5 separate regions of the Homo sapiens genome follow, and regions 1, 2, 3 and 5 are each linked to region 4. The links are chromatin contacts, found by Hi-C or POLR2A ChIA-PET in ENCODE. All regions are on one chromosome and are shown on one strand. Each heading gives the region's core, a stretch centred on a gene start or an enhancer-like site at or near the end of the contact. The rest is flanking DNA. Distances are from core to core; before and after follow the strand shown. Region 1 overlaps KIAA2012. Region 2 holds the start of BMPR2 (bone morphogenetic protein receptor type 2). Region 3 holds the start of FZD7 (frizzled class receptor 7). Region 4 holds the start of TRAK2 (trafficking kinesin protein 2). Region 5 overlaps LINC01792 (long intergenic non-protein coding RNA 1792).

Region 1 (2,700 bases), core at 136-2,635, 720 kb after region 4:
TTTTAAAGGGAATAAAAAGGTGTGGCCAATCGGGGAGGGAGGCCAAAGTGGTCCAGCAGTGCGGCATCTGCGCCTCCGCGGCGGCAGGGGCCCCGCAGCAGGCGCGCTGGGAGCAGCTTCTCTCGGGGCCTGCCGCGTTTATGGCTTCAATAGCGCCGCTCCGGGTCCCCGCGGCGTCGGAGAGGCTTCTGCCTAGCGCCTCTCTGCTGCGCGAGGTCGTCCCGGCCTTACAAAAGGAGCTCCTCGCTGGTGAGCTCAAGACCCCAGGCGGGCTCTCCCCGAAGGGTCACTTCTCCGAGTGTGTCGCCTCCTTTAGTCTTTTCTTTTCCTCTCTGTGGTGGCTTGTGATGTCTCTAACGCTGGGGCCTCCTATGGACTCCATCCCGAGATGGAGACTGGCAGAGCTAGAAGGTCTAAACATCTGAAAAGCAGGCACGCATAGTCCCTGGGGAGAAGGCAGGGAGGCAGGCAAACCCCTGGAGTGCCACCCAAACAATTGGACTTTTTAATTGATACTGTTTTATTTTGGCCAATTTTCCACTTAGGGGTGGAGAAAAGGGAAGTAATTTTTGGCATTTACTTTTTTTTTTTTTTTTTTTGGAGACAGAGTCTTACTCTGTTGCCCAGGCTTGAGTGCAGTGGCGTGATGGCTCACTGCAACCTCCGCCTCCCAGGTTCAAGCAAGTCAGCCGCCTCAACCTCTCGAGTAGCTGGGATTGCAGGCGCCTGCCACCACGCCCTGCTAATTTTTGTATTTTTAGTAGAGACGGGTTTTCGCCAGGCTGTTTGCGGGCTTACGCCCGCGTCGGCCTCCCAAACTGTTGGGATTACAGGCGTGAGCCACCGCGCCTGGCCATTTTTGGCATTTACTATGAAGCAAGACGTAATGCTAGGTGCTTTATGTACTTTGAGCTTATTTTATCCTCACTATAACCTTATGAGGCAAAGTGCATTGTTTCTATTCCACAGATGAGGAAAATGAGGCTCAAAGAGGTTAGGTAACTTGCCCAAGGGGCACACAGCCAGTAAGTGGAGAAGCTGAGAGATGAACCCAGGTTTCTATGACTCCATGCTCCTTGAATCTTTGAGTTGTGATGCCATCCCTGTGTTTCTGAGAGGAAATAGTAAAAAGTCAGGGAAACATCACGAAATTATGGCAGTATGTTTTTTAAGCCAGCATGAATCTTGGAGGTGATCTAGAAGTTCTTTTATATTATGGATGAAGAAACCTGAGGCCTACAAGTCAAGAGAATCGTGCATGACAACTAATTATTAAAACCAGGGTAACTGGAGTCTGCCCAGTGTTAGTGGTTATCTAGTTCAGTTCAGTTCCGTTCAGGTCAGTTTCGTTTTGAAGACTTTTCCTTGGGCAGTTTCCAGCTTCAGGAATAAACAGCTCCAGAAGGAGCAAGTGTAATGATTGCCTGACCTGTGCAAAGAAGTGAGGAGTAGCCAGTGCTGGAAAAGTTCCTCCTAACACTGTGGAGAAAACAGGGAGACCAGAAGTGTGTGCCCAGGAGTCCTGGTGGTGCCACTCACCAGAATCTACAGCCTGGAAGATGGCACCATGCAAAGGTCTGGGGCTCCTTGCTCCCCACATTGCCCAGTATGATGCCTGCACAGTCATGGCACAGCACACTGCCAGGCCCTGCTATCTGCAGCCTGCAGTACTAGGTGCAAAATATTCTGCTAGTCCTTAGCACCTACATGACCTAACTCTGGTACTGCTCTATTTTTCCTCTGGGAAGTATTTCAAAGTTCTCCTTCATATTGGAAGAGGAGGAAGTAGGAAGTGGTGCACGCTTAAGAATGTTTCTGGTTTACTCCTACACAGCCCAGACTGGGGAAGTCCCCCGGGAAGTCCCCCAGAGTCCCAGAGAACAGCAGTCGTCCCTTGATTCTGAAAATTCTCTTCACCTTCCAGGAAGAAAAGCTCATTTCTAACAAGAGACCTAAATTTGTCAAAACCCAAAAGCAGCTAAAACTAGAGATAAGGACAACATAAGAAAGGAAAATTATAGGCCGGGCCTGGTCACTCACGCCGGTAATCCCAGCACTATGGGAGGCCAAGGCGAGCGGATCACCTGAGGCTGGGACTTCGAGACCAGCCTGACCAACATGGAGAAACCCCGTCTCTACTAAAAATACAAAATTAGCTGGGCGTGGTGGCACGTGCCTGTAATCCCAGCTACTCAGGAGGCTGAGGCAGGAGAATCGCTTGAACCCGGGAGGCAGAGGTTGCAGTGAGCCAAGATAGCACCATTGCACTCCAGCCCGGGCAACAAGAACGAAACTCCATCTCAAAAAATAAAATAAAAAAAGGAAAATTATAGACCAATCTCACTTATGATCAAACATACAAAACTCCTAAATAAACTATTAACCAATCAAATTCTTAAGCTTATATTTTTAAAAGTATTAACAATACACACAACTGAATTTGGTTTATCACAAGAATTCAAAGAGGGTCTAACATATGAAAATATATTTATAATCCACACTAAGAGGTTAGTGGGGAAAAGCCTTAGGGTCATCTCAATAGATGCAAAAGGAAAAAAATAAAATTCACCCATTCCCAATTAAAACTTATCAGACTAAGAATAGAAGAGGGCTTCTTGATTTTGACAAAGAGTATCCATGAAAAACCTATAGTAAACATCACACTTGAATACTTGAATGGTAGAACTTGAGAAGCATTCT
Region 2 (2,700 bases), core at 201-2,700, 920 kb after region 4:
GGTTGGTATTGCTACAACCCCTAATTATGGAAGATGTTTAGTATAACAGAACCAGTTTAAGGAATGTGGAGATTTATTTACATCAAATTCAGATAAAGAGGTAACAGCGGACTAGAAGAAGCAAGCAGAGCATGACTTAAGGAGTCTATCTATGACTGTATCTGTGGAACTGCCCTTAGCCACAATGAAAGACCAGCAAAACCAGCCTTCAGCATAACCCTCCTGCCTGGTAGGAGATGGGAAGGCCAGACTTCACCCCTCAAGATCGCCCTCCCACGCGCATTTTCCACCTCGCAGCTAAGAATTCAGTCCAGACTTCCGATCATGGCGCCACGCACGTCACCTTCTCCCCTCGCCGCCAGCAAAATCCCACCCACGTCGGCTGACCCCGCAGCGGGGTGTAAGGGCGGGAGGGATCCCGTCTCCTATACTGGTCGCTTGTACAAACCAGATCCAAAAAACGCACTACACAAATCCTTGGAAACTGCGGTACCAACGGGATCTTCTCAATTCCTTGAGTGCAAAATGATCCCACTCTCTATCCCGACACAACTCTAACTCCATTTTCCTTTCACGTGCCCTAAAAAGCCCTCAAGGCCCCCAGCCTTGGTGAATCCAGGCCCTCTCTCGGGGTGGGCACCGCGCTGTACGGACAGACGCGCGCACGCAGCGGGACGATTTATAGAATTAAAAGTCTTTTTTTTTTTTCTGGCTTCGCATCCTTGCAAATACTCAATATTCCTGTCAACTAAGAAGGCTAAGGGAATGGGCGGTTGAGGAAAGCAGGACGTCGATTACAGCGAACACATCAAAGGGGTGGTCTTTCCAATTCCGGCTTTTGTTTGAGTCAGAGGGGAGCCTGAGGAGGCCAAGGTCTCCGGTTCTGGGAAAGGCGGGTCCATCCGGATTCTTTGGGCTGCGGAGAGGGAGGTTCCAGCCCCGTGAAACAACAGAGGGCAGTTCTGCCCCTCGAGGCTTTCCTCCGAGAGTACTGAGACGGAGACGCCTCAGTCGGGAGAAATCCCGGAACTCGGAGGAGTCTGCTGAACGCCGAACAAAAGGATGTGGCCGTCGTCTCTTAAACAAATACGCGAATCCCAAGCCATGCACATTTGGAAGGCATGTGTATGTGTGTGAAGGAGAAAGGCCACCGCTGCCCACCGCAGCCCCACCCAGCCCTCGGCCATTCACCGGAGAGACGCGCTGCGGTGGGGCCTCGGAGCCCTCAGCCAGCCCCGAACGAGGGGCGGGGCCGGGCGGGGCCGTGAGCGCGCAGGCGCAGTGCGGGCTTCATCCCGCCGCCGGCGCCGCCGCCGCCGCCGCCCGCTCTGCACCACAGGCTAGAGACAGACAGGGCCGGGAAGAGCCGGAGACTGAGGAGGAGGCGGAGGCGGCGGCGGAGGCGGGGCGACTCCGGTGACCGGGAGCGCCGCAGACTGGCAGCTGCGGCGACTCCCCCCTTTGTGTCTGGTCTGCTCGGAGCCACTGGAAGTGCCTCCCGGAGGGACGCAGGGTGTCTCGCCGCCTCCCTGCCCACCCCCTTCCCCGGCTACCTTCATCCGCCCTCCCGCCGCCCCCCGCCCTCGGTCCGCGACGCCCGAGTTCCGTCAGGAGCCCAGAGCTGCGGGAGAACGAGGCGGCGGCGGCGGCGGCGGCGGCGGCGGCGGCGGCAGCAGCAGCGGCTTCCTCGGGGGGTTGTGATTCGCTCACAGGAGCCATTGACGGGAGAAGAGGAGGCTTTCTTGGTGGAATTTACCTCAGGCAAGATCGAGCCGCAGGAATAAAAAGCGAGGAAGGGAAGGGAGCGCCGCCGGGAGGACTAGAAGGGGCAGCCTCTCACACCCACTCCGCCTGCCGTCTCGGGGAGCCCGGACCGGGGCCGCGACCGCGACCCCTCCCCTCCCCCGCTCCTACCTCTCCTCAGCCTTCGCCAGGGCCTCCCCAACCCTCTCACGGTTGTTCTGCGAAGGCGTGGGGACTGTGAGCTTGTCCATGGAGGCAGGCACCTTTTTTGATCCAGTCAAGGAAGAGGATTTGTTGTTTTCGAAATCAGAGTGAAGGAAGCACCGAAGCGAAACTTAAGGAATCCTGCCTTCCCGGAGCCGCGGGCGATGCGACTAGGGCTGCCGGGCGCCGCCGCCGCCCGTCCGGCTTCGTCCTTCCCGGCAGTCGGGAACTAGTTCTGACCCTCGCCCCCCGACCCCGGATCGAATCCCCGCCCTCCGCACCCTGGATATGTTTTCTCCCAGACCTGGATATTTTTTTGATATCGTGAAACTACGAGGGAAATAATTTGGGGGATTTCTTCTTGGCTCCCTGCTTTCCCCACAGACATGCCTTCCGTTTGGAGGGCCGCGGCACCCCGTCCGAGGCGAAGGAACCCCCCCAGCCGCGAGGGAGAGAAATGAAGGGAATTTCTGCAGCGGCATGAAAGCTCTGCAGCTAGGTCCTCTCATCAGCCATTTGTCCTTTCAAACTGTATTGTGATACGGGCAGGATCAGTCCACGGGAGAGAAGACGAGCCTCCCGGCTGTTTCTCCGCCGGTCTACTTCCCATATTTCTTTTCTTTGCCCTCCTGATTCTTGGCTGGCCCAGGGATGACTTCCTCGCTGCAGCGGCCCTGGCGGGTGCCCTGGCTACCATGGACCATCCTGCTGGTCAGCACTGCGGCTGGTGAGTAGCTCCGGCCGGCACGTCCC
Region 3 (2,700 bases), core at 50-2,549, 580 kb after region 4:
TCTCAACATGTCACTTTCCTGCATGGGAATTCCTGATATTCCTGGCAGCCCGGAGAGAGGGGAGAGGCCCCCTGGTGACTTATGACCCCCGCAGGAGTAACCAGAGAGCGCGCGCGAGCGCCCAGCGCCTGGCTCAAGACGAAGATTTAACCGAGAACAAAAGAACGTTTGCCAATCAGAAAACGCTACCCGAGAACGAGGATAACCCCGCTTTGTGTTTTGAAAACTCTTTAATTAGCCTGGTTTCTAAGACGCATTAAAACATTCCTACGCAGATTCTAAATGGAGGATCAAATGGTTGCTTCTGCAACGAAGATGGGATCCCGAAAGGGCACACGCCGCAGAACCAAGGCACACGGGGCCACTGAGACGCCCGGCGCGTCGTACAGAGTGTTCCTGGGCGCTCGGTCTCAGGTTACTTCTAGAACCAGTCTCCCCAACGCCGTCTTCGTTTCCTTAAAACCTCGCTAGAGTCACCCCAGTTCCCCAGACTCCAGGCCGTGCGCGCGGGCGGGGTGGCCTGAGCCCGGGTTCCCCGCTCTCCCTGCTTCGGGCCCTTCCTCCGAGGGGTCCTTCCTCCCGCCGTCACTCGGCCCCCTCCGCCCGACTCGGGTTTCTCCTCGGAGGCGGCCCCTCCTCCTTTTTATAACTCGGGGGAGGGGAGAGGGGACTGTGGCCTCGCGTGGACTCTTTGGGTCCGGGGGGAAAGAGGCGATCCGCAAGGCGCACCCCCTTCTCGTCCCGTCCCAAACCCCACATTGAGGACCCGGCGACCCGAAAGCCCCGCCAGAGCCAGCCTTTGCAGTCCTAACGCGACTCCTGGTCACGTCTCTCCCCGAAGGGGCGCTGCGCGGTCCTCGCTCCCCTCAAACGCCGCTGGCGAAGGCGCCCCTGCTCAGGAATGCGCATCTGAGTGCACCAGGAAGAGGAACAAATCTTTGAAGCAAATTCCCTTTCTGCGCGTTTTCGTCCCTGAGCGAATTCAGGGTAAAAGTTTTTCCGAACTTTTCCCTCCCAGTCCCCCGCCCCTCCCCTCAGGAATCCGCCCAGAGCGCCGCGGACACCGCCTCCGCCACTCCCGCGCCCGCCCCTTCCGACTTCCGCCCAATCCGAAGGCGGCCACCGAAAAAACAAAGGCCGCCATTGGGCCGCCGGGGCCTGGGGCCGCCCCCGGAGTGGTTTGTGAATGGGGGGGGAGGGGAGGGGAGGGGAGGGGACGGGAGGGGACGGGAGGGGGCGGGCCGGCCCGGAACCCCGCGAGCCCGACGCTTCTTCTGGCGACCAGCGCGACTCCGAGGCGTTAGTCGGCGCTCACTCCCGGCGGGCGGCGGCGGCGGCGGCGGCGGCGGGCGCCAGGACTCGCTGCTGGGGCTGCGAGGGGCTGGAGGGGCCGGGGCCAGGCCGCGGGCACGAGCGCCTCGCGGTTTCGGACGCAGTGTGACTGGGTTTCCAAAAAGAACTCGCCGTGCTCCCGACTCCGGGGCCGAGATCGGACTCAGCAAGAGCCGGCCGTTTGGCTGAAACTTGGGGCCGAGCTTTTGGGGCTGAAGAAGGAGCGGGGTGTGGAGGAGGAGGCGAAGGAGGCGGCGACGAGCGGAGCCTCGAGGCCAGGAGGCGGGGCAGCACCGCGGAGGCGGCGGCCGGGGCGAGCGAGCGGCGGCGGCAGGGGTTCTCCTAGCGGGGACCGGACCAGGCGCGGGGGGCGTGCGCGCTGCGGTGCGCCGGGGGTCCAGAGTCTTGGGCAAACTTTGAAGGGTGCCGGAGCCGCTTGTTGCTCCTCGCGGCGGAGGGAGCCGCACCGTTACGTCCCCGCGGGGAGAGCGAGGCGGCCCTCCTCGGCGCCCCCAACCCAGGCTGACGAGTTTTGGGCCCCCGGCGGCCCTGCGAGTGCAGGGCGGCGGCGTCTGCGGCGCCTTCGCGGCGCGGGCACCCAGGCGGCAGCGCCCTTTGCTCCACGCCGCCCACGGCCCGGCCCCGGCGCCGTGAGGACTCTCATGCGTCGGGCGCGGCGGCGCCTCCCCGCATCCAAGCCTCTCCCAACCGCCTCGTCGCACTCCTCAGGCTGAGAGCACCGCTGCACTCGCGGCCGGCGATGCGGGACCCCGGCGCGGCCGCTCCGCTTTCGTCCCTGGGCCTCTGTGCCCTGGTGCTGGCGCTGCTGGGCGCACTGTCCGCGGGCGCCGGGGCGCAGCCGTACCACGGAGAGAAGGGCATCTCCGTGCCGGACCACGGCTTCTGCCAGCCCATCTCCATCCCGCTGTGCACGGACATCGCCTACAACCAGACCATCCTGCCCAACCTGCTGGGCCACACGAACCAAGAGGACGCGGGCCTCGAGGTGCACCAGTTCTACCCGCTGGTGAAGGTGCAGTGTTCTCCCGAACTCCGCTTTTTCTTATGCTCCATGTATGCGCCCGTGTGCACCGTGCTCGATCAGGCCATCCCGCCGTGTCGTTCTCTGTGCGAGCGCGCCCGCCAGGGCTGCGAGGCGCTCATGAACAAGTTCGGCTTCCAGTGGCCCGAGCGGCTGCGCTGCGAGAACTTCCCGGTGCACGGTGCGGGCGAGATCTGCGTGGGCCAGAACACGTCGGACGGCTCCGGGGGCCCAGGCGGCGGCCCCACTGCCTACCCTACCGCGCCCTACCTGCCGGACCTGCCCTTCACCGCGCTGCCCCCGGGGGCCTCAGATGGCAGGGGGCG
Region 4 (2,700 bases), core at 148-2,647:
CTTTCACATGGTATGTGCTTGCTAAATGTCTGAGACTTGCTGGACATTACTTAATTTTAAAAATAGAAAACTGGAGCTGGGTGTGGCGGCTCACGTCTGTAATCCCAGCACTTTGGGAGGCCAAAGCGGGTGGATCATGAGGTCAAGAGATCGAGACCATCCTGGCCAACATGGTGAAACCCCATCTCTACTAAAAACACAAAAATTAGCTGGGCGTGGTGGTGCGCGCCTGTAGTCCCAGCTACTCTGCAGGCTGAGGCAGGAGAATCGCTTGAATCCGGGAGGCGGAGGTTGCAGTGAGCCGAGATCACCCCACTGCACTCCAGCCTGGCGACAGAGCGAGACTCTGTCTTAAAAAAAAAAAAGAAAAGAAAGTTGGAATAACTGCTAGGATGATAAAATGTCTTCATCCCTGACCTTTCTCACCTCCAAATGTCCTTCACAATTTGTTTTTAAGTGTCATGTCACCACCATTAACCTGCTATTTGGAGACTACTGTACCTCAGACTTCCAAGTCAACAGCAAAGATCTAAAGGTCGGGAAGATTTACGGAGACCAAGAACTGAAAGTGTTCCTTTTGTTCCTATGGTCCATTCCATCAACTTGATGAATATCCTGTGAAGTTACCTTTTTTTTTTTTTTTTCTGACGTAGAAACAGCAGGTCTAAGCAAAAGGTGCATGAGCAAGAGCAAGTAACATCCCTATTATTATGACGCAGATTTTTTTTTAAGTTGAAATTCAATTTTTGGGCTGCTACTAAAAAGGACATGTGCGAATATCTATTATTTACGCTTCAAACTAAAGTCAGCCGTTTTTCTTTTTCAAGATATGTGGCATCTGGCTCAAAATCAATTGCAAGAAAAGCCCAACTCTATTTGACCCAGAAAGAGCTCTTTCCAATACCCTCTCCTCCCACTTACATCACAGATGGCGACTGAAGCTTAAGGTTTAATGCCCGACCCTAAAGCCACTCATCCTAAAAGACAGGGCTCCAGATGGATGCTGTATGGCAGAGGATAAGGCGCTATGAGAAGCTGCCAAGCCTCAGATGTGCAGCTGGGCTGAATACCGACGCCAGCGCCTAGCGCCCATTACTTTGCACCCACACTTAGGAAACAACCCACGCCTCACCGCGGGACCCGGACCCAGCCCTCCAGCACCCAGCCTCCGGCTCCGACGTCCGCGCGTGACCTCCGGGTACCGGAGGACCTTGGGACGAGGAGGTCCCTCCGCTTTCCGGGGAAGTTGTCAAGGGCAAGTTCGGGTTCTGCGCGGACAGCTTACTCACTGGAGTGGTTCGGCATCCTCTGTCGTCCGCCCGCGCTTCCTCAGGAAGCCCCTAATGCAGCGGCAGCCTGAAAGCAGCAGCCGAAGCTGCTGCCGCTGCTCCCACTGCCAGCAACCGCCCGGGCGTGGCAGGGACAGGCGGGCGACTTCACAACATCATCACTCGGCGACCTCGGTTCTGCGGCGACACCGGGTCAATGGCAGCCCCCACACAATTGGGGAAGCCAAAGGAGAGCCACTCTCCCAGCGGCCTCCACGGCCCCAGCGCAAGACCTGCTGGGAATTGTAGTTTCCTGCCCGCCCCGCCTCAAGCTCGAAGGCCCCGCCTTCTCGCTGCCCAGCCCCGGGGAGGGAGGCGGGGCCGCGACCCCGGCGCGGGTGGGGCGAATGCGTTCCCAGCGGGTAGCCTGGGACTGGTGCAGAGTTCCAAGCCCACGGCCCCGGTCGCGGCCTCGCCGCCCTCCCGCGCCCCGCGCCGGGAGCGGGCCTAGAGCGCTCGCCTCGCCCCTCCGCGAGCAGGGCTCTGGCGCCCGCCCCTGTCCGCACCGCTGGCAGCCTGAAGAGAGTCGCTGGCCGTGGTCGCCGCTAGGGTAAAGACGGGAGGCAGGCCCGGGAAGGGAAGGTGTCGGGGCCGGTGGGGGACGTGTGAGGGAGTGAGCCTTGGTCCGCGCACGCCCGGGAAGCCAGAGGCCAGAACGCGCTAGCCCACCTCCAGCCCGAGCACCGGCGGCTGGCGGGAGCCGTGGCAAGAATGCGGCCCGAGGTGGCGAGCAGCCACTGCGCCAGTGCAGCTCGGGCTCAGCGGGGCCCGGGCCGCGGGTTCGCAGCCCGCCCAGTGGTGCCTGCCGGGTTGGCCGTGCCGGCCGTGCCAGGTGCGCGGGGCCCAGGCCGCCCGGGCGCCCTCTCCCCGCACCCCTCACCTTTGGCCGCGCTCTCGGGCTTGGGGAGTTGCCATATCGAAGACACCCTCAGACCCCAGCTCTATCTGCCGCCTTCTGCAAGTTCGCTGCAAAGTCCCCCATAGCAGGACTAGGAAGGAACCTTTTACAAAATTAAATACTCGAGTGTCGTTTTGTCTTCGGTTTTTCAATTCAACGCTGTGTTTTTCCCTGCTGGGTCTTTGTCAAGTACCTTTTCCCCAAAACTTGATACGGATGTGTAACACGGCGCCTGCTTAGCACGGTGCCTGGCACCCAGTAGGCGCTCAGTAAAGATTTGTTGAACGCATGAGTCACTAAGCTTGGAAAATTCTCCTGAACTGTGCGTCGCTATGATCTTTGTTAAGATTTTATGGGTTCCCAAGATCACTTTGAAAATTACAGTAATTTTAAAGCTCAACAAAGAGTTACATCGGGTCATTTTTGCATTCCCTGTAACAGTGGCCTCTGTTGAATGCCTAAATTAACTCAAAA
Region 5 (2,700 bases), core at 25-2,524, 740 kb before region 4:
CAGAACAGCCAAGTGGAGCTGTGACTGTCTTTTGCCATGGCTTTCCTTTTTAATTTCCAACTGCTGTCATAGTGTCAGCTTTTAGGAAAGGATCAGCTGTGGAAATGCTGTATTCAAGCAATAATCAGAAAATACAATGGAATAACAGTTCCCGTTTATAGTAACAACCAAAAAATAACTCTAGGGATAAAATCAACAAAAATATGTGCAGGGCCAACATGAAAAGAACTTTTAAAATCTATTGGTGAACTTTAAAAAAAGACAAATTTTAAAAGGGAAAGACATAAGCCTTAGCTACAAGGACACAAAATATAACAGTATCAATTTTCTCTTATAAATTAAATATAACACATTCCCAATCAAAACATCAACAGTGTCTTTTAAAAACTTGATTTTAAAGTTTATCTAGAAAGATAAAAAATGTATAATAAGAATAGTCAAGAGGGGAAACTAGCCCTATATAATATTGAAATGTATTCTATTACATTAATACATGTCTAGTAGTTACACATTATAGGTACTGATACAGGAGGAGAAAAACAGACCAACAGAACAATGTAAAGTCCTGAAATAGGCCAGAAAGTCAGGTCTCATTAGAAGCAAAAATGCACTTCAAGTAAGCCATAAAATGGAGCATTTAAGGAAGAATATTGGTACAACTTGCAAGCCATTTTAAAAACAAAGAAACATAAAGCTGTACTTCTATTTCCCACTTTACAATAAAAATAAATTCCAGATTGATTAAAGTTTTAAATACTAAAAACTATACTAAATATATGCATGCATTTAAAAAAATCCATAGCCTAAGGAACATGAAAGCCGGAAGTTATAAAGAAAAGACTGATAAATTTGACTATATAACAGAGAAAAGCATTAGTATAAAAAGAAACGCATTTACAGCAAAAACTTTTCTAAATCAATAAAAAAAGATTAAAAAAACAAAAAAAGAAAAGTATACCCACTGGCAGGAAACTGGAAAAATAAACTATTTTGAGCCTCACTTAGAATTTTTAAAATGAAAATTAAAACAGCAATGAGATACCATTTTCCTCTATTAGATTGGCAACAATTTAAAATGTTGATAGTACCCACGACTGATTAAATTTGACACATTTTTTCCTCCGAGCATACTTTTCATGTAATAAAGTTACTGAAACCAAATACTGTATTCTTAAAAATGGTTAGGGTTACTAAGAAGCCAGCAACAGAGGGCAGCAGAGACCTCCTCTGGGGCGTCCGCGTAGTTCATGTTCCAGTTTTACAAAAGCAGCTTTTTCTCTGCTGTGGTCTCTGAGGTGTCAGAGTGCAGCAAAAGGGAAATGCGTCATCAGTTCTTGTCATCTCATTGGTGACAATGAGTAATCAGGTGGCGGTGGCGAGGTGGTGTCTCTGGGCCCTCTCTCCAGGCCAGAACGGGCACGTCCCACACGCGAGCAAGGCTTCTTGCTGTGCCGCCCGTCAGAGCCAAGTCTGTGATGGCGCCTCTGTTCCAGGTTGTTACAGAGCTGGGCAGCTCCTCAGGAAGTTGGCATTAAAGAGAGCTGGTGTTCAAAATCTGGATTTTCTTTTTTTTTTTTTTTTAACCGAGAGTCCTTTCCCCTCAATAAACTTGACAAAGGAGATCAAGGAAACTAGGAAACTACCAGAAATTCTCATTTGCATTTCCAAGCAAACGCCCAGCAATCTTAGTCATATTAGCTGCATGGCTTTGGGGTTAGAAAGGAGGTGAGGTTGGGAGGGGAAGATAAAGGATAAAATCAGAGTGAATAACACAGAAGAGGTCTAGCCAGCTGCCTTTCCTGCTTACAAGGGGCCACTGGGGCCAGAGCAGGCCTCCTCCCCCGGCTGTTGCGTCCAGGCTGTTTCCCACACTGTAGACCCCCTTCCTCCTTTGGTCCTCTCTGCCCTTCCCTGGGTCTCCCATTTCAGACCTTGCTGTGCTTCCCAGTCCCCCACATGGAACTCAGACTCCAATTTCCATCAGTCAAGGGCTTGCCTCTTCAGGCACATGTCCTCAGCTCCCACTAAGAGGTCCTCAGCTTTAGGCCAGCTCGGCAGACTGGGGAAATGGACGCCTCTGCACTGACCCAGCAATGCTTATCCAGATCAGTGTTCAGGGAGCACCTTTCTCTCTATGTCCTGTGGATGCAGGGTCTGCCTGGTCAACGGCAAAGGTGTCTTTATGCATCTTCGGGAGGTTGGCCTGTTACTGGGTATAGAGTTAGGGAAAGTACAGCCTGAGAAATTAATATAGAATGCATGTGTATATACATACAGACATTTTTGTGCTTTCTTTTTATAAAAGTAAAACATGTCCTTTAATGGACATTCGACAAATACAGAAGAATATAAAAAGAAAATCAAAATCTCCTGTAAACCTACCAGCTATATATGGCCATTGCCAAAGTATTTTTTAAATACTGTATTAAAAACTTGATTCTCATACAAATCTTAAGTAAGCAAATGTCAAAGATTTATTTAACTCGACAATGAGGGAACCAGCAAAATGATAAAACTGGATGAAAGTGAATTTGAGAGACTGAGCATATAGGCATGCCAGCACAATGACGAAGGTTGCTAGTTTAGGTAAAAAACCGGTTAATATCTTACAGGTAATAAAACTGTAACCTTTGAGGTTGCCTTCCTACAGGACAGAAATAATTTGATTCTTTACTAGAAAAGAAAATCTACATGTTCTTA

Evidence for each region. A loop is a pair of places that touch in the nucleus more often than their neighbours do. ChIA-PET counts read pairs that join two places held with the same protein, here RNA polymerase II (POLR2A). Pooled maps may share reads with other maps.
Region 1: a loop to region 4 is called in a pooled map, with 2.5 times the contacts of the local background. The contact joins the enhancer-like site here to the promoter of TRAK2 in region 4. A Hi-C loop is called at or near these places in 2 of 50 pooled maps. POLR2A ChIA-PET finds 5 or more read pairs at or near these places in 2 of 52 experiments (H1 and OCI-LY7).
Region 2: a loop to region 4 is called in a map of CD8-positive, alpha-beta T cell, with 6 times the contacts of the local background. The contact joins the promoter of BMPR2 here to the promoter of TRAK2 in region 4. A Hi-C loop is called at or near these places in 3 of 168 maps with a recorded cell type or tissue (CD8-positive, alpha-beta T cell and naive thymus-derived CD4-positive, alpha-beta T cell), 1 of 37 single-sample maps with no recorded cell type and 14 of 50 pooled maps. POLR2A ChIA-PET finds 5 or more read pairs at or near these places in 1 of 52 experiments (activated T-cell).
Region 3: a map of CD8-positive, alpha-beta T cell shows a loop between it and region 4 (16-fold over the local background). The contact joins the promoter of FZD7 here to the promoter of TRAK2 in region 4. A Hi-C loop is called at or near these places in 6 of 168 maps with a recorded cell type or tissue (B cell, CD4-positive, alpha-beta T cell, CD4-positive, alpha-beta memory T cell and 2 more), 5 of 37 single-sample maps with no recorded cell type and 16 of 50 pooled maps.
Region 5: a map of natural killer cell shows a loop between it and region 4 (6-fold over the local background). The contact joins the enhancer-like site here to the promoter of TRAK2 in region 4. A Hi-C loop is called at or near these places in 1 of 168 maps with a recorded cell type or tissue (natural killer cell), 2 of 37 single-sample maps with no recorded cell type and 11 of 50 pooled maps. POLR2A ChIA-PET finds 5 or more read pairs at or near these places in 4 of 52 experiments (CD4-positive, alpha-beta T cell, activated CD4-positive, alpha-beta T cell, activated CD8-positive, alpha-beta memory T cell and 1 more).

The regions. Positions count from the first base shown.
Region 1 is chr2:202,171,268-202,173,967 of GRCh38, forward strand. The region is part of intron 15 of KIAA2012; the gene reads left to right. Among named protein-coding and RNA genes, the nearest start is that of KIAA2012-AS1, 56 kb to the left of the region's middle. RefSeq lists enhancers at 1-451, 1,704-1,913. Within about 2 kb of position 1,386, at least 2 of the 41 ENCODE cell types and tissues checked have a DNase peak (open chromatin) inside an H3K27ac peak, as active enhancers do.
Region 2 is chr2:202,374,877-202,377,576 of GRCh38, forward strand. It overlaps BMPR2 (bone morphogenetic protein receptor type 2), which reads left to right and starts at 1,451. Exons shown (of 13, transcript NM_001204.7): 1 at 1,451-2,674. The coding sequence starts at 2,599. RefSeq lists enhancers at 299-458, 569-858, 2,013-2,700 and silencers at 949-998, 1,149-1,638, 1,769-1,828, 1,899-1,958.
Region 3 is chr2:202,032,556-202,035,255 of GRCh38, forward strand. It overlaps FZD7 (frizzled class receptor 7), which reads left to right and starts at 1,300. Exons shown (of 1, transcript NM_003507.2): 1 at 1,300-2,700. The coding sequence starts at 2,093. RefSeq lists silencers at 882-1,431, 1,542-1,621 and enhancers at 2,184-2,700, 2,222-2,341.
Region 4 is chr2:201,450,061-201,452,760 of GRCh38, forward strand. It overlaps TRAK2 (trafficking kinesin protein 2), which reads right to left and starts at 1,398. Exons shown (of 16, transcript NM_015049.3): 1 at 1,290-1,398. STRADB (STE20 related adaptor beta) reads left to right here and starts at 1,680. Exons shown (of 12, transcript NM_018571.6): 1 at 1,680-1,878. RefSeq lists enhancers at 753-1,607, 1,011-1,540 and a silencer at 1,571-2,250.
Region 5 is chr2:200,711,922-200,714,621 of GRCh38, forward strand. LINC01792 (long intergenic non-protein coding RNA 1792) reads right to left here. Exons shown (of 3, transcript NR_037886.1): 3 at 384-2,209. It also overlaps the pseudogene AOX3P-AOX2P and the pseudogene AOX3P. Among named protein-coding and RNA genes, the nearest start is that of LINC01792, 22 kb to the right of the region's middle. RefSeq lists an enhancer at 1,194-1,473. Within about 2 kb of position 1,275, at least 35 of the 41 ENCODE cell types and tissues checked have a DNase peak (open chromatin) inside an H3K27ac peak, as active enhancers do; they include CD4-positive, alpha-beta T cell and natural killer cell, where a contact is called at or near this core.